2 separate regions of the Homo sapiens genome follow, and region 2 is linked to region 1. A link is a loop called in an ENCODE intact Hi-C map of the cell type or tissue named here. Cell type or tissue: psoas muscle. All regions are shown on one strand. Each heading gives the region's core, and the rest is flanking DNA. Links, peaks and the distances in the headings are about the cores only.

Region 1 (8,000 bases), core at 1-8,000:
GGGCCTCATTCCCTGGCTCGGCTCAGGACAGCTTGCTGAGGGCCCGTGTGAACCCACAGGGGAAAGAGGAATGAGCAGGGAGGCATGGAGGAGGGAAGGAGCGGGGCAGAGAAACGGGGGAAGGAGACTTGGCCTGGGGACCGGAGAGCTAGGGGCCGGTGGGGCAGAGCTGCAGGTGTCACCCCCACAGGCTGGGGCTCAGTCTGGGGGTCAGGCAGGCCCTGCTGCCCGTTGTGGGGTTGGGGGGTACAGGGCAGGTCTTGTACCAGGGTACAGCGTGTCAGAGACAGAGCTGGGAAGTGTGTCTGAGATGGTCCCCAGCACACACACAGTGGCCCTGTGCACACGGAACCTTTGCCAGAAACACCTTGTACCTAGAGGTGCTGAGAATGGGGCACGGCCAGAATACGGACGTGACCATGTGCACACGTGCGTGCAGAACGTGGGTGTCCGTCCAGGGACACGTGCACACCCACCATCCATCCACACATGCTGAGTCCCGGGCAGTCAGGGAGCACTAGGCTGGGGCTTGGGAGGCTGAGAAACGGCCCCACCTGGCAGCCCACGTGGTGGAGGAGGAGGAAGAGCGTCCGTGTGAGCCGGTGAGCCACGTGCTCACACACTAGAGGAGTGTCACCGTGCTAGAGAAGTCACAAGCACGTGTGCAAGGCAGGAGGCCACCTGGGAAGGGCCTTCTGGAGTGGGTGTTATCCAGAGAGCAGGAGGAGAGAAGAGAGGGGGGTCCCTGGGACCGGCCAGCCCACACTCGCGCTGCACGCCCGTGGAGGCCCTTCCTGCCTCTTGAAAAAGGCCATCAGGCTGGGAGCGGCCCTCACGCGGGAGCCCGGCTCTGTCTGTTGCAGGTCTTCAAGCTGCACGCCAAACTGGGGAAGCCCATTCCCACCCTCGAGCCTGCACTGGCCACAGAGAGCCCCCCCGGGGCAGAGGCCAAGCCCACGTCCCCCACTGGCCCCAGCGTGTGTGCCTCGAGCAGGCCAGCGCTGGCCAAGAGACCCGTGGCCTCGAAGGCCTTATGCGAGGGTACGTGTGTCTGTATGCGTGTTCGTGTACCCACCAGAGCCCTGGCCGCCTAGTGAAAGTTTCGTGAGAAAATCTACCATCCAGTCGATTTTCGTCATGTCTTCCCGGGGGGTGGTGAGGGGCTGGCTGGTGCCGTCTCTCCCTTATTCCTGCAGAGCAAGATGGCCTCCCACTGGCCCACACCGCCCTGAACCTTGGAGACCCTTTGAGACCATTTCCAGAGAGTGCTGGCAGAACCAATAAAATGGTAATGCCATTTCTTCCTGTAGAGTTTTTTTGTTTTGTTTTGGTTTGAGATGGAGCCTCGCTCTGTCCTCCAGGCTGGAGTGCAGTGGTGCGATCTCAGCTCACTGCAACCTCTGCCTCCTGGGTTCAAGCGATTCTCCTGCCTCAGCCTCCTGAGTAGCTGGGACTATAGGCATGCACCACCACGCCCGGCTAATTTTTGTATTTTTCGTAGAGACAGGGTTTCACCATGTTGGCCAGGCTGGTCTCGAACTCCTGACCTCAAGTGATCCACCAGCCTCGGCATTCCAAAGTGCTGGGATCACAGGCGTAAGCCACTGCGCCCGGCCTCTTCTGGTAGAATCTGGCCTGGTGCCGGGTGCTGGGGTTCTCTGGAAGCCCTCACCCTGCACCTACAGGGTTCCCTGGGCTGCCACCTCCACTGTGCTCCCCTGCATGCCCTGGTGCTCACGGTGAACAAATTGGGCTCAGAATCAGAGTTATATGGGTACCAGGAAATGAAGGTGGAATCCTCACACCCCTCTGCCTGTGACCCTACCTTCCCTGCGTGCAAAGCCCCAGCTGTCAGAGCTGACCCGCGTTAACTAGGATTACATGCCAGGCGTCTGCTCACTGCTTTGTGTGCATTGCTTCGCTTTACCTCCACGACAACTCTTTTTTCGTGGTTTGTTTTGTTTTGTTTTTGAGACAGAGTCTCACTGTGTCACCCGGGCTGGAGTGCAGAGGTGCAATCATAGCTCACTGCAGCCTCCACCTCCTGGGCTCAAGCGATCCTCCCAGCTCAGCCTCCTGAGTAACTGGGACTACAGGTGTGCACCACCACATCCCACTACTTTTTGTATTTTTTTTTGTAGAGGTGGGGTTCTGCTATGTTGCTGGGGCTGGTCGGAAACTCCTAGGCTTAAGCGATCCTCCCAACTCGGCCTCCCGCAGCACTGGGTTTACAGGCATGAGCCACTGTGCCCAGCCCACAACTCATTTGAGTCAATGTTGTCACCAGTCCCAATGTGTAGATGGAAAAGCCGTAAACGGTGGAGGTGGAATTGGAACCCGGGTCTGTCTAAGAGTCTCTGCCCTGGACCACCGTGCTGTGCGTGGGCAGGGGTCGAGGGAGCCACATTCTATTTTTAGCCTCAGCAGCGTTGATTCTTGAATAGCAACATGATTTTGAAGATCAAACCATCAAGTCATTCTTATAACAAAGATATTTGTCTCCCCCCGAGGCTCCATCATTTCGCCTAACGGGGGTAGGTTAAGTGCGAGCCTTGGTCCGCCTGATACTTCATGGTCTATTAACTGTGGATTTTGTGCTGTCGGTGGGTTCCTCAAGCGAGGGCCTAAAACCAGGGCTTCTCCCCGGATGGATTGAAATTGGCCTCGGTTTCTTGGCTGGGTCACACGCAGGCATGAAAGGGAGAGCGAGGTTGCTGTCCGGGGCCATTCCCCCTGACATCACAGGAGGGAGGGGGATGGCACAGCCTGCAGTCTGGGTGGCTCTCCACCCCATGCCGCCTGGCGGGTCTGCAGCTGCAGTGCTTTCTCCTGGAACAGGGTATAAGTGACATGGTTTTTCCCCTCAGGGCCTCCTGAGCCACAGGCAGCAGGCTGCAGACCCCAGTGGGGGAAACCAGCCCAACCTAAATTAGAGGGTCCCGGAGCACCTACCCAAGGAGGCTCAAAGGAAGCTCCCGCGGGCTGCTCTGATGCGCAGCCGGTGGGCCCGGAATATGTGGAGGAGGTAAGTCGAGGCTGTCAAGTCCTGGTGCCCCGGTCAGGGAAGGACCTTCCCATGGATCAGGCTTCGAGACCTCACCCGGCTTCTCCCAGCGAGATTTACAGACCCATCCCCGTTCCTGAGCTGCACAGGCCAGACCTCCATGGACCAAAACCCCGTGCAGACCCGCTTGACACTTTGGGTGCCGGATTTTGGTATCAGCAGGAAATGAATATGGCCCCGTGAGGGCCAGAGACAGGCCGAGGCATTCCCAACAGGGGACCCTGCGGAGCCGTCTGTCTGGAAGGTGGAAGGGATCTGGGCAGTAGAAAGCTCCCCGGGAGGTTGGAAGCCCTTCTGTCTAGCCCCTTTCCTGGGCCTGCGGGACCCTGGGACCTGCCAAGGTCAGGCTGGTGAGCAGTGGAGCCGAGCTCCTGGGCCAGGTCTGCCAGCTCCCAGGCCAGCGGCAGTTCAGACCCCGGTTGGCCTTGTGCGTGCCAAAGAGGCAGGGCTGGGTTTCCTCTGCCTTGCCTGTAGGCCTGGGATTCTTTTAAGAGAAAGGGTCTTGCTGTGTCACCGAGGCTGGAGCACAGTGGTGCCATCATGGCTCACTGCAACCTCAAACTTCTGGGCTCAATCAATCCTCCCACCTCAGTCTCCTGAGTAGCTGGGACTACAGGCATGAGCCACCACTCCCAGCTAATTTTTGTATTTTTTATTTTTTTTGTAGAGATGGGGGTCTCGCTATGTTGACCAGGCTGGTCTTGAACTCTTGGGCTCAAGCAATCCTCCAGCCTCCCATGGTGGCGTGTGCCTGTGGTCCCAGCTACTCGGGAGGCTGAGGTGGGAGGATCGCTTGAGCCCAGGAGTTTGAGGCTGCAGTGAGCCAAGACCGAGCCACTGTACTCCACTCCAGCTTGGGTGACACAGCAAGACGCTGTCTCTAAAAAGACATACATAAATAAAATGAGCAGCAAGGAGGAAGGCTCCGCCGCGACCTGGCAGCGGTAGCATCTCACATCCCACCCCGCCTCGTGCCTGGTGCGCGTGCGGCTGTTCTGTGTCTCAGGTGTTCAGCGACGAAGGGCGAGTGCTTCGCTTCCACTGCAAGCTGTGCGAGTGCAGTTTCAACGACCTTAACGCGAAGGACCTGCACGTGAGGGGGCGGCGGCACCGGCTGCAGTACCGGGTGCGTCCAGCAGGGGGAGCTCCGACACCCGTCCGGGCTGTGCTAGGGCCCGGCGGGCGCTGGGAGGCCTGTGGTCGGGCCTCTTCCGCGCGTGTGATCCGACGAACTTAAGAGGGAGGGGTGATTTTCTGGGTTTTCAACGTCTTGGTCCTCGTCTCAAAAGTGTATCTTCGGCCGGGCGCGGTGTCTCACGTCTATCATCCCAGCACTTTGGGAGGCCAAGTTGGGTGGATCATTTGAGGTCAGGAGTTCGAGACCAGCCTGGCCAACATAGTGAAATCTTTACTAAAAATACAAAAATTAGCCAGGTGTGGTGGTGCGCACCTGTAATCCCAGCTACTCGGGAGGCTGAGGCAGGAGAATCGCTTGAACCCGGGAGGCGGAGGTTGCAGTGAGCCGAGGTCACACCATTGCACTCCAGCCTGGGAGACAAGAGCAAGACTCTGTCTCGAAAAAAAAAAAAAAAAAAAAAAAAAGGCTTTGGGAGATTTTTCAGCCCAACAGTTCTAGTCTCTGGGCCTCTCCCTGCACCCCAAGATCCTCCTGGCATCCCTGTCTAAAGCAAGGTCCCTACTCTCAGAGCCTTGCCTGTCCTTTCCAGAAGAAAGTGAACCCGGACCTTCCCATTGCCACGGAGCCCAGCAGCCGGGCTCGGAAGGTCCTGGAGGAGCGCATGAGGAAGCAGCGGCACCTGGCGGAGGAGCGGCTGGAGCAGCTGCGGCGCTGGCACGCGGAGAGGAGGTGCCCGGCTGCGGGTCTTGGCAAGGGGGCCTGGTGAGGGAGGGCAGGTCCAGCGTGGAACCTAGACGCCCACTGCTGCAGATTACGGAGCTCCTCCGTGTGAGCTCTCGAGCAGTGGGGGGAGACGGGTGCCCGGGCAGTGGGCACGTCCTGGTGTGGGAGCGTGAGAGGGTTCCAGAGCAGACGGGCAAGGGCACAGTGGCGTGCGGACCTGACACGTGGGCTCCAGGGCCTCCGTAGACGCAGGGACACTGCCGGCCAACTCGCTGGACCACACGGCTGCAGAGGTGCCTTGTGACCTGTGTCCCCCGACCCCCGGTGTCCCTGTGTCCCCGACCTCTAGTGTCCCTGTGTCCCCCGACCTCTAGTGTCCCTGTGTCCACCGACCTCTAGTGTCCCTGTGTCCCCCGACCCCCGGTGTCCCTGTGTCCCCCGACCTCTAGTGTCCCTGTGTCCCCCGACCTCTAGTGTCCCTGTGTCCCCCGACCCCCGGTGTCCCTGTGTCCCCCGACCTCTAGTGTGCCATGTGACCCCTGACCCCTGGAGTCCCCCTGACCCCTGGTGTCCCTCTGTCCCCTGGTGTTCCTGTGTCTCCTGACCCCTGATGACCCTGTGTCCCCTTACCCTTGGTATCCCCTGAGTCCCCTTGACCCCTGGAGTCTCCTGTGTCCCCCTGATCCCCTAGCGTCCCCTCATTCCCAGTGTCCCCTGTGTCCATCCTAGAGCATTTTCTGATGTAACATCTGACTCTGGTGTGTCCAGCAGCAGCAGGTCTGCATTGGGAAGGGAACCAGGACCTCCTGAAGGCCATGGCTGCCCGGGCTGGGCCTCATTTGCCTAAGGGGTGTCTTTGGCTGCCCCCCACACCAGCCTTCCCAGCCTCAGTCTTCTGTGCATACAGCAGGCACCCATGCAGTGCAGTGGAGCCCCAGCAAGAGCTTTGGCCCTTCCTTCCTTGCTGGGAGCATAAGGCCCCAGTGTTTCTGACTTGCCCCCAGCTTAGGGCCACTGCTGGCCTGACCATGCTCTGTCACGTCTCGGTCCTGCAGGCGGCTGGAGGAGGAGCCACCCCAGGACGTGCCGCCCCACGCGCCGCCCGACTGGGCCCAGCCTCTGCTCATGGGCAGGCCGGAGTCACCCGCCAGCGCCCCACTCCAGGTAGGTACAGTTTCCTCTGTGTGCAAACGCGGGCGACCTCACACTCCCCGGAGCAGCGGACACCTCCTCGGGAGGACCCGGCCTCCCCCCAACTCCCACATAGTACTCAGGGGATGGGGCTCCATGGCCCAGGCCTCCTCACTCCACAGATGGGAGCCCCAGCACCCCAGCCCCTGCCACTGGCCACAGAGATCCCTTCTGCTTCCTGGAGCCCCGGGTGGTCGCCTCCCTTGGGGAGCCTCATGCCTCTGTGGCTACTACTGTCTCTTCTCAGAAGCACCTGTCCCCGCAGCCCGAGCCCCCAGGTTCGATGGGAACTATTTTTTTTTGAGACAGAGTCTCACTCTGTCGCCCAGGCTGGAGTGTAGCGGTGCAATCGTGGCCTCACTGCAACCTCTGCCTCCAGGGTTTAAGCGATTCTCATGCCTCAGCCTCCTGAGTAGCCAGGACTATGGGCGCCCGCCACCACGCCGGGCTCTCTTGTGTTTTTAGTAGAGGCAGGGTTTCACCATGTTGGCCAGGCTGGCCTGGAACTCCTGACCTCAGGTGATCCGCCCGCCTCGGCCTCCCTAAGTGCTGGGATTACAGGCGTGAGCCACCGCGCCCGGCCTCAATGGGAACCTCGGATTTGCACCTTGCTGTGAGAAAGGGTTCCCAGGCTGACTCAAAAGCCTCTGGTCTGGAAATTTAAGAATATGGCCAAAGGTGGCGGAGTTTCCCCCCATTCCTTCACTCAGACCCGAGCTTCCTGCAGCCATCGGGGCAGCCCGAGGTACTTCCCTGTTCCCCACCCCGGGGCTCTCTGTGTGCACTGGATTCTCACCTGGCCACGCTGCCGCCTCGTAACCTGGCTGGCCACGGCCACCTGCCCCCACCTGCCCGCCTGCCCAGCACTCCCCAAGGGTCCCCACAGACCACCCTTGACACGTGCGGCCTCTCCCCACAGCCCGGGCGGCGGCCGGCGTCCAGCGACGACCGGCACGTCATGTGCAAGCACGCCACCATCTACCCCACGGAGCAGGAGCTCCTGGCCGTGCAGAGGGCCGTGTCCCACGCAGAGCGGGCCCTCAAGCTGGTGTCCGACACACTGGCCGAGGAGGACCGGGGCCGCCGAGAGGAAGAGGGTGACAAGCGCAGGTCATTGGAGATCCCCTTCCCCAGGGCCCGGCTCTCAGCCAGGACAGAGGTCAGCTCCTCGGGACGAGACCCTGCAGGAACCCCTAGCTCTGATGGGCCTGGAGCCGTCGGTGGCCCGCGGCAGCTTTCCAGCCCCAGGAGTAGGAAGTTCCCCAGGTCTCAGAGCTGGAGCTTCTCGGCACTGAACGAGGCTGGTTTGCAGCGGGTGATCCGTGCTGTTCTAATGCCTTAGCATTCCCTTTTGCTATTGAAGGCGCATCTAAAAATAGTTCACAAGGGACTGACAGTCTCTGTAAACCTCAGTTTCCTCATTGGCAAAAGGAAAAGCTGAGCGTGATTCTGACGGACTTCTCCGCCTTGGGGAGTGACTGAGTAATCAGAGTAGTTCATGTCACTGAGTGCCCGTGTGAATCAGCTCCCAACCCCTGTGATTCTTAGGAAGTGAGAAAGTCCCCACGTCGTCTAAGTAATTGCCATGGAGATAACTCATCTGAGCGGGAGTTACCTTTTTTCAAAGTCCTTTCCTGCTCTGGCAGCTGCTGTTTGTTGTTGTTGTTTTTTTGTTTGTTTTGTTTTTTAAGAAACAGATCTCACTCTGTTACCCAGGCTGGAGGGCAATGGCGCGATCAGAGCTCACTGACCCTCAGACCCCCGGGCTCAAGCTGTCCTCCCGCCTCAGCCTCCCGAGTAGCTGGGACTGCAGGCGCCCACCACCACACCCAGCTAATTGTTAACTCTTTGTAGCAGGGAGAGGTCTCGCTATGTTAGCCAGGC
Region 2 (10,136 bases), core at 855-8,854, 160 kb after region 1:
TGTGGCCTGTCAGAGACCTGGGGGCGACTGGCCCTGTCCTCTGGAAGGACAGAGAAGCAGCCCGTCTTTCCCTTCACCGTGGCAGCCGGAATCCTGAGTCACCCCACTCCCTCCGTCCCCGTCCCCGCCCCTGCAGTGAGCACCATGGGTCTGTCCCCCAGATCCCTCCAGGGCCCACCCGCTGCCCACCCAGCCCTGCAGGGCATCCAGGTGGCCCGAGGGGAGGACCCTTCAGCTGTTCTTGCTGCCTTGAGAAGTACGCCCCCTCCCACCCAGGGCTGGGGTCCTCACTGGAGGGCTCCGTGTGAGGTCCTGGGCTGCCCAGACAAAGTCCCCGGGACTGGGGGGCTTGGAGCAGCAGGCCTTGAACAGGCGTTTGTTCTGGCTCAGCTCTGGAGGCCAGGAGCCTGAGGTCCAGGAGTGGGCAGGGCTCTGCCCTCCCGACCGACCTCGGAGAAGCTCCACACCCCTCTGCTCCTGGTGCCTCCGGGCATCCTTGGCGTTTCAGGGCCTGGAGGAGTGGTGCCCTCCCCGCCTCCACCCCACACGGCATCTTGGCCTCCCTGAGCGGCTTCTCTTATAAGGACAGCGGTGGATCCAGGGCCCACCCCACTCCGGCATGACCTCATCTTACCCAATGACATCAGCAAAGACTCTCTTTCCAAATACGGTTGCAGGCTGAGGTTCTTGGAAGGACGTGAATGTCGGAGGGACACCGTCCAACCCCGCACCCTCAGGCAGGCGTGGGGACTGACCACGACTGCAGGGGCCCACCAGCGTCTCGAATGCGGCCCCCTCCCCACCTGCCGCCTGCAGAGGCTCCTGACCCCAGCCCCCTCCCCACCTGCCGCCTGCCCCAGGTTCCTGACCGCAGTCCCCTCCCCACCTGCCGCCTGCAGAGGCTTCTGGCCCCAGCCCCCTCCATACCTGCTGCCTGCCCCGAGGCTCCTGACCCCAGGCCCCTCCCCGGCCTGCCCCTGCCCCGAGGCTCCTGACCCCAGCAAAGTTTTCCACCTCGTGCCTTCGTCTTGTCTCCGGCAGTTCTGACCCGGCAGCAGAGCAAAGCTATGGGCTGCTCCACCAAGTCGCATTCAGTTGCCTTCAGTGCCCGCGGTGGACGTGTTTTCAGACGGCAGGGCGGTCACCGGGGTGCAGCCTCTGGATGGGACACACGTGGGTCTCCCGTGCACCCACCGAGAGCAGCACAGTGCCCATGGGGGCCGAGGGGCGCTGGCAGGGCTGATAGGGTGGGGCATCGCCGACCCAGGCCCAGGTTTGACTTTCCTTCTCCTTCTGTGTGACCTCGGGTGGGTTCACCCCTCCCTCTGAGCATCTCTTTCCGCGTCATAAAACAGAAGGGCTCCCGCCTTCTCTGCACTCTTTGCTGGCTTTGTAAGGCCTTGGTCCAGAAAGACTTTTTGTCTCTCGGGGAAATTCTCCTCTGTCCCCTCTCCCGAGTCCACACCCAGCCGGGTCCCCACCCCTGACGGCCCCCGTCTGCACCGCGGACTCCGCACCCACCTCCTCACCTGTCTGCACCTCCCTGAACCTCGCCCAGTTGGCCCCTCACATGTCCTGGCCTCCCCTGCTCACCTCAGCCGGCCTGGAAGCCAGGGCCAGACCAGTTCCAACGCACTGCTGCCCAGCCCAGAGCAGGGAGGCAGCCAGAGGGCCGAGCCCTACGGAGCAGGGCACCTGCCGCACCCTCCTGCACACACTCCGGCGCAGCCTGAGTGTCTCCACGGGCTCATAATAATCCCCTTTGAGGGCCTGCCCCAGCACCCCCAGCTGCCAGACCTCAGCCAGCCCTCCCTTCCCCAACCCTCAGCCTCTTCCTCTAGGAAGGGGGAATGGAGTGAGAAGATGCTGGCAGAGCTGGGGTGGAGTCAGCCCTGACCCACAGCCCCTGTGATTGAAAAGAAGCATTTGTCTCCATGCCCCTGGGCCCTGGGTGGTGCCAGCATCGGAATCCAACAGGGAGGCACTCCCCTTCGGTACCCGCCTCTGCATGAGCCTGGAGGACGCTGCTGTTATCCGTGCAGCGTGGCTGCCTCAGCCACCTTGTGACCTTTGTGCTGCCGTTCCCTCCGCCTGGAACTCCCTCCGGCTCCCACGGCATCCTTGTTCGGCACTGAGCTCAGACAGGACCAGCCCAGGGAAGCCCCCCCTTGCTGATCCGCACCCCGCCTGTCACCCCACATCAAACACCCAGCCCTGCGCCCACCCCTGTTGACCGTGAGCCCCTTGAGGGCGAGACCAGGTCTTCCCCAGGCCTGCATGGTGGACGCCAGCACGTGCGATCCCTGCAGTCGCTGACATCGCTTCCCACCTCAGGGCTCCGAGGCCAGGAGTCCAGCCCCAGAACGGGGCCTCACCAGGCTAAAGTCAAGCTGTGGGCAGGGCTGGGCCCAGCACAAGCTGCAGAGGAGAATCCGTTTCCCCCTTTTCCCAGCATCTAGAGGCGCCCGCATCTGTCGGCTCAGGTCCCTTCCTCCCTCTTCACAGCCACAGCGCAGCCTCTTCCAGTCTCTGTCTGACTCACCCTCTCGCCCCCGCTCGTGAGGACCCTGTGAGGACATCGGGCTCCCAGGTCCCCCAGGATCATCTCCCGTCGGTCTCAGGGCCTGTAATCACAGCTGTAGAGTCTGTTCCCGTTCTCCAGATGAGGACCCCAGGGCCCTGCTGCTGGGAGCCAGGGCTGGGGATGTGGTCCTGGGTCCTAGGAGCTGAGTCTCGCCTGCTCCCCTCGTCCCAGCCTCCTTGCATGGAGGAAGGTGCTCCCGGCTCAGCCCAGGCCTGGGCTCGTTGGCTCAATCCTGCAGGCCTCTGTTGTCCTCTCTGGAGCTGCGGCCCAGGCCCTGCTGCGCTGACCGGAGGCTGCGGGCCCAGGAGCCAGGGCAGGGCTGGGGGTCCCCTCGCAGCCTCTCTTACCCTTCCACAAACCTCACTCTGGAGAGGGGCAGGGAGGGCGGCAGCCCTGGGGACCCCTGGCCAGTTCCCACTGACCGCAGCTGCCCAGGTGCTGGGCGCTCCCTGCAACTCCAGCCTGCCCTCGCCCCAGCGGGGGCCTGCCCCCCCTCACTCCCCACGCTGGCACCTGATTTCCCCATGCCCGAGCCTCTCCTGGCGCCTGCCTCCGAGGAAGCGGGGCTTGGTCAGTTCAGACCTGCTCAGTTGTTGACTGCCCAGAACCTCATGTCTGGGTGTGAAGGGGGTCAGAGCCGGGGGAGGTTTGCTCCCTATTTCCCCTCCCCTCCTCCAGGCAGGTCCAAGCCCCAGGCCCTCCGTGGTGGGTGCCAAGCCTAGGCGTCACCAGCTGCCCATCTCCCTGAGGCTGCAAAGCCTCTCCCCTGCTCTAGGCCCCAGTGGCTGCCAACCAGGGTGACCATGGCAGGCCCCAGTGGCCCCCACCCTCATCACATCCTCCCAGCGCACTCAGTCCATGTCTTCACTTGTGTGTAGCCTTGAGACCAGCCCCACGCGGAGTTACACACGCCAGGCCTGGGGCGCCAGAAGGTGGGCCGGGGGCTGGGCCCAGGACTCCCAGAGGTCACCGGTTTCCTGTCTGATACCCAGCTTGTCTCTTCTGCAGGTTTGGCTCAGAAGAAGGCGGCCCCAACAGAGGTGAGTGTCTGGAGCGGACGAAGGGCCTGGGGTCCCCACCCTGACCTGCTGCCTCCCTACTCGCGGAGAAGCTGTGTGGCCTGGGGCAGCTCACTACACCTCTCTGGGCCCCAAATGCCGTCCAGTGTCCACAAGCAGGATGAACGTGAGGTCTACACCAACTGCGTCTTGAGAGGTCGGGGTGAAATTCCGTGATGGAGGAGGGGGCCCTGCATCTGAGGGGCCACACCCTCAGTGGCAGGGGTGCCTGGTCAGGGCTGCAGGGGCAGGAAGGGCTTCTCTGGGTTCCAGGCCACGTGGAGCCTGGATTCTGGGGGGTGGGCGGTGGGGAGAGAGCAGCTCTCGCCGGGGGACTGGGGGCAGGAATGGAAGACCTGGCTGGAGGGTTAGACGCTGCCCAGAGGGCGATGCCCGAGGCTACCAGCTGCACCCACGCCCTCAGTGTCTGTGAGCCACACAGGCGTAGTGCACAGTGAGGCTGTGTGCAGCCTATGTGTGCATGTTTGCCTGCGTGCGTGTGTGCACGTTTGTGTGTGTGCATGTTTGCCTGCGTGCGTGTGTGCACGTTTGTGTGTGTGCATGTTTGCCTGCGTGCGTGTGTGCATCTATTTTTGCTTGTGTGGATGTTTGCCTGTGTGTGTGCACGTTTGTGTGTGTGCATGTTTGCGTGCATGTGTGCACGTGTTTGCCTGTGTTCATTTGCCTACGTGCGTGTGTGCACGTGTTTGCCTGTGTTCATGTTTGCCTGAGTGCATGTGTGTTTGCCTGTGTGCCTGTTTGCCTGCGTGCGTATGTACACGTTTGCCTGTGTGCACGTCTGCACGTGTGTTTGCCTGTGTGCATATTTGTCTGTGTGTGTGCACATCTGCATGTACATGGGTCCTGTCATTGCTGCCCGTCTCCTCCCGAGAGCTTTCTCTGCACGTTGGCCCTGCCTTTGCAGCTTCTGCCAGCCCCGTGGCGCCGAGTGGCCTTCTTCCCAGCCCCAGTGGGCGCAGTGGGGTGGGCCGTCCTCTGAGGGCACCCGAGCTGCTGCATCTCCCGTCTTCCCGCATGCAGTCCTCAGGGCACCTGTCCATGAGCCCCATTCACAGGAGCAGTCCCCAAGGCACCTGTCCCACCTGGGCCACCCTTGGCCCTGCGTCCGTAGCCAGAGCTTGGAGGGCTTTGTCCACCAGGCCTGGGACCCTGGGATCCTTCCTCAGAGTCCCCCGGCGTGGGGGCAGTGTGGAGGGTGGCGCGGGTGGAGGGTGGCCCGGGTGGCGGGGTGAATTCCTGGGGAGAGCCTGCCCCCTGGCGGCCACCTGGGAGAATGCAGGGAACATGGCTGAGCAGCGTCGGCTGTGGAGGGAGGGCAGGGGCAGGGGTCAGGGCTGCAGGCGTGTCCCTGGGGCTGATAGCGGTGGGATGGGGTCTGGCCAGTGGAGGGTCCATGGGGTCTCCTAGCAAACGCAGTGGCGCTCCTTAAATGACGGTGCCAGGCGGGGCTGTTCTCCTTGGTTGGCCTCTGTGTCCCTTCAGGCTCCCAAGGCCCCTCCTCACATCCTCCCTCGAGGGCAACAAGCTGAGGCCCCCTGGGGTCGGCGGTCCCATCTGCTGGGACACCCGCGCTGCCCGACAGCTTGCAGGAGCCGGGCCTGACCCTGGCCAGTGAGACCATCTCCCTCAGGGACAAGGTGGTCTTTTCAATCCTTCCATCCCAGCGGTCTCACAGTTAGGGGCCCTGGTGAGGGAGAGGAGTTACGACTCCCACCACCACCTCAGGCGGTGGGTGAGATGCTCTGAGGCTGGCCTGGCTCACACCGTGTTGGCAGGAAGCCTGACCCCCGCTCTGTTCCCACCCCCACCTCAGTCCTGTTTTTTTAAAAAATACCCACTTTACTGAGATGTGATTTGCATACTGTACTCTCTGAAGTGTGCAGTGAGTGACTTTTAGTACATTTGCAGAGTTGTGTGGGGACATCTGTGGTTGCCACAACTGGGAGGTGCTCCTGGCATGGAGTGGGTGGAGGCCAGGAATGCTGCTCAGCACCCTGCTGTGCCCAGGGTGGCCCCACCCCAAAGAACGGTCCAGCCCCAGTGTCCACAGCACCTGGGGGAGACCCTGGAATTAGAGGGCTGGAGCTGCCCAATCCTCTTGCCCTTCCTGAGGAGGCAGAGGTCTCCACCTTGGAGTGAGCGCTTCTGGGTGTCCAGTGTGGGACACTGAGGGGCCCCAGCCAGCCCGCCAGGCGCCCACGGGTGAGGGGCCTCCTGCTGCACCCCGGAGTCGCCTGGACCTGCCCCCTGCCCTGTGCACCCCTGCTGGGCCCAACGACTAAACCTTTCTTCCCAGGGTTTCAGAGCGTGCCCTGTCCCGGTGGGCGTGCTCCTTAGGGAGTTAACGCTTCCTGCTTCCTCTTCCCAGGTTCTGTCCATGACGGCACAGCCGGGCCCTGGCCATGGGAAGAAGTTGGGCCATCGAGGTGTGGACGCATCCGGCGAAACCACCTACAAGAAGGTTCCTCGGCTCCCCTTAGCTGGCTGGAGGGAGCGGGACAGAGCAGAGGGGAGGGGGATCCCACTGGTAGCATGGATGGGGCCTATCGCCCCCGACACAAACCAGGGTCTGCCCAGGGACAGGTGTGGGCTGTGTGGAGGCAGAGGCTGGAGTCCTCAGTCCTGCATGAGGCCCCACTGTTTGCTGTCCTTGCCGGGCGGCCGGGCAGCATGTTCTGTGGCTCAGCCTGGCTGCAACGCCTGCCCGGCTCTGAGTCCCTGAAACCTCGGGCAGAGCCTGGGCTCTCGGCCCTGGTGAGGGAGAGGGGTTATGGACCCCACCACCACCTCGGGCAGTGGATGGGACACTCTGAGGCTGGCCTGGCTCACACCGTGTTGGTAGGAAGCCTGACCCCCACTCTGTTCCCACCCCCACCTAGGGCCTGTTTTTTCAAAAGTAACCGTTTTACTGAGATGTGATTCATATACTGTACAATTCAGCCTTTAAAGTGTGCAGTAAATGACTTTTAGTACATATGCAGAGTTGTGCAGCCGTCACCTCTAATTCCAGAACATTGCATCAGCTCAAATAGCAACTCTGTCCCTGTTAGCAGTCACCCCCATCCCGACTCCCAGCCCTGGCACCCACATCCCTTTCCTGCGTCTGTGGATCAGCCTGTCCTGGACGTGTCATAGAAGTGGAATCACACACTGTGTGGCTTTCTGTGTCTGGCGTCTCTCACTGAGTGTAGCGTCCTCAGGGTTCATTCGCACTGGGGCCCGTGTCAGAGCCTTGCTCCTGTTCATGGCTGAGTCGTGTTCTGGTGCGTGGGGCGCCCGTGCTGCACTTGTCCTTTGCTGCGTCATGGACGCTCGGGTGCTTCACACTCCTGGCCATTGTGAATTGTGCTGCTGAGGACACGTGTGTGTGAGTCTGTGTGGATACATGTGTTCGTTTGTCTCGGGCAGACACCCAGGAGTGGAATTGCCAAGTCACGTGTAACTCGGTGTCATCTTTTGAGAAACTCGCAAACTGTTCTCCATAGCAGCGGTACCGTTTTCACACCCAGCAACAGTGAATGAGGCCCAGCGTCCCCGTGTCCTCACCAGCACTCGTGATTGTTGTCTCTGATTCTGGCGTCCTCATGGGTGTGAGGTGGTGTCTCTTCGAGGTGTCTTTTTGTTTGTTTTGGTAGAGACAGGGGTTTCACCATGTTGCCCAGGCTGGTCTTGAACTCCCAGGCTCAGGGGATCCTCCCACCCCGGCCTCCCGACTGGCCGGGATTCCAGGTGCGTGGCCCCCCTGTGGTTTGATGTGCTTTCCCTTGGTGCCCAGTGGCATGGAGCGTCTTTGCGGGCTTCAGGGCCGTTTGTATGTTATCTTTGGGCACATGTCTGTTCTGTCCGTGGCATCTCGGGGAGGTGAACATACAGGCCAGACCCCCCACCACCCAGAGTGTGGCTTAGGAGGGAGACAGGCCGAAACTGGGCAGTGGCAGAAACCAACTCCCAACTCCCGACCTCCCTCCCTGCCACCTCGCACCTGCGACAGGAGCACTGGAGACCGGAATTAGAGAGCGGAGGTATGAGCCGGCTTCCCAGGGCTAAAGTGAACATGGCGCGAGAGCACACAGTGAGAATAATGCAAACGATGCCAATGGCAAAAATAACAGCAGCCGGCCGGGCGCGGAGGCTCACTCCTGGAATCCTAGCACTTTGGGAGGCCGAGGCGGGAGGATCACCAGAGGTCAGGAGTTGGAGACCAGCCTGGGCAACATGGCGCAACCTTGTCTGTACTAAAAATACAAAAAAATAATTAGCCGGGTGTGCTGGTGCGTGCCTGTAATCCCAGCTCTTGGGAGGCTGAGGCGGGAGAATAGCTTGAACCCAGGAGGCGGAGGTTGCAGTGATCCAAGATCGCACCACTGCATTCCAGCCTGGGCAGTAGAGCAAGACTCTGTCTCAAAAAATAATAACGGGGCCGGCGTGCTGGCTCACACGTGCAATCGCAGCATTTTGGGAGGCCCAGGCAGGTGGATTAGCTGAGGTCAGGAGTTCGAGACCAGCCTGGCCAACATGGTGAAACCCCGTCTCTACTAAAAATACAAAAATTAGCCAGGCGTGACGGCGCGCACCTATAATCCCAGCTACTCAGGAAGCTGAGGCAGGAGAATCACTTGAACCTGGGAGGTGGAGGTTGCAGTGAGCTGAGATTGCGCCACTGCACTCCAGCCTGGGCGACAGAGCAAGACTCTGTCTCAAAAAATAAACAAATAAAAATAATAACAGCAGCTGACACCACGTCCGCAAGAGGGCCAGAACCATTGTGCCCATCCCTGTCTACAGGCAGGGAAACTGAGGCACATAGCGGCCATGTGGGTTGCCCAGTGTGACCACGTGCGTTACATAGAAAGCAGCTAACGGGAACCTGCGTCTGCAGATGTGAAAGTGATCTGGGCATCTCGCTGTAAATGGTACCCCCTAAAAACAAACTCTTGACAGTGAATCGACCCTTTTGCTAAGTTGGAGCTGTTTCAAAATGGGAGAACCTTTAGAACCTAGCTAGCCAACAGGACTGGGAGGGCTGAGTGACGTGGTGCGGCAGTTGCAGCCGAGCCCTGTCCTGGCTGTGTGGCCCGAGGGAGGGTGGCTTCATCCCCCGGCCTGATGTCGACAGCTCAGCAGCCGCAGGACAGGCAGCCCCGGGGACCACCAGGAGGGGGTTGGCAGGTGCCGGGTCCCAAGCTGCAGCTGGTCACGATCTCCACCCCCCGGTGCACACAGGGGGTGCAGGGCAGCGTGGGGAGCAGCCGGGGGCCCTGACACTCTGGTCTCCCTGCAGACCACCTCCTCCACCCTGAAGGGTGCCATCCAGCTGGGCATCGGCTACACCGTGGGCCACCTGAGCTCCAAGCCCGAACGCGACGTGCTCATGCAGGACTTCTACGTGGTGGAGAGCATCTTCTTCCCCAGGTGGGCCGGGCCCCCGGAGCCTCAGGGCTCACCCAGCACACACGTGGCTCTGAGGCGGAGTGGCCTGTCCTGAGCGCCCTTCTCTGCTGAAAGCAGCACCTGGCCCCTCCTGGCGCCTCCTTGGCCTTGAGCTCTGGCCCTCTGTCCGTCAGGACGTTTGTTTGCTGCTGAATCAGAGACCCAATGTAAAGGCAGTTTAAGAACAGGAAAAAGAAAAGATAGAAGTTAGCTCTTTTCTAATCTACAAATAACCAGTGGGCAGTGCAGGGCTGGTCAGGAGGTTCCATGGTGTTGGGGTCCTGGGATCCTTCTGGTCACCCCACACCGCCATCCTCAATATACAGCTCTGTGACCAGTGGTCCCAGGTGGCTGCCAAAGCTCCTGCCATCACGGCTGCATTCCAGCCACAGGAGGCAACAGAAGGAGAACAACAGCCCTTCCCTTTCGGACATGACCAGTGTTTCTGCTCCACTCGTGTCATTGGCTGAGTGCAGTCACGTGAGCACACCTAGCTGCAAGAGGCTGGGGCGGCATGGTCCTGTTCTTGGCGGCCATGTGCCTGGCCAACACTGTGGGCCCCGTTGTTAATGAAAGAAGAGAGGGTGGTTACTGGGGGACAGTCCCATCGGGAGCCCCCTGTTGCTTGTGGGATTGGGCCGTTTCAAGGAAGTCTTGGAGCTGAGCCGCTAGAGGCTCAGCTGCTAGAGGCACTAGGAGGGACCATGGCGGGGGTGGGGGAGAGGTGCCCACCACCCCTCACAGGTTTCCTCCCGTCCTTCCTCCACAGCGAAGGCAGCAACCTCACCCCCGCCCACCACTTCCAGGACTTCCGCTTCAAGACCTATGCACCTGTCGCCTTCCGCTACTTCCGGGAGCTCTTTGGGATCCGGCCAGATGATTACTTGGTAAGCATATTTGCTGTTACGGGCTTCCAGGCTTGAAACAGAACATGTTCAGGGTCTCGGAGGGTCTGTGGGTCAGGCATTTGGGGGCAGCCTCCCTGGGTTCCTCGTGTAGGGTTATGGTCAGGTTCAGGGCCGGAGTCTCCTGTGAGACTCACC

Evidence for each region. Hi-C counts contacts between places; a loop is a spot of excess contacts. Peaks named below come from ENCODE experiments on the same cell type or tissue, not always from the same donor. Only the 100,000 strongest peaks of a DNase experiment are listed, where the experiment ranks them.
Region 2: a loop joins it to region 1, with 8 times the contacts of the local background. A loop is called at or near these places in 23 of 110 quality-filtered maps.

The regions. Positions count from the first base shown.
Region 1 is chr19:3,818,271-3,826,270 of GRCh38, reverse strand. ZFR2 (zinc finger RNA binding protein 2) reads left to right here. Exons shown (of 19, transcript NM_015174.2): 7 at 864-1,041; 8 at 2,868-3,025; 9 at 4,071-4,190; 10 at 4,792-4,931; 11 at 5,981-6,089; 12 at 7,036-7,226. Among named protein-coding and RNA genes, the nearest start is that of MATK, 36 kb to the right of the region's middle. RefSeq lists an enhancer at 4,312-4,471 and silencers at 7,309-7,509, 7,546-7,840. In psoas muscle, for the core only: CTCF peaks have their summits at 4,173 (motif pointing right) and 4,885 (motif pointing left); a DNase peak (open chromatin) is centred at 4,220; H3K27me3 peaks cover 3,409 bases.
Region 2 is chr19:3,660,810-3,670,945 of GRCh38, reverse strand. PIP5K1C (phosphatidylinositol-4-phosphate 5-kinase type 1 gamma) reads left to right here. Exons shown (of 18, transcript NM_012398.3): 2 at 3,593-3,624; 3 at 6,032-6,124; 4 at 8,945-9,075; 5 at 9,863-9,980. Among named protein-coding and RNA genes, the nearest start is that of PIP5K1C, 35 kb to the left of the region's middle. RefSeq lists a silencer at 4,810-4,919 and an enhancer at 4,849-5,679. In psoas muscle, for the core only: a CTCF peak has its summit at 4,919 (motif pointing left); DNase peaks (open chromatin) are centred at 882 and 4,925; H3K27ac peaks cover 2,360 bases.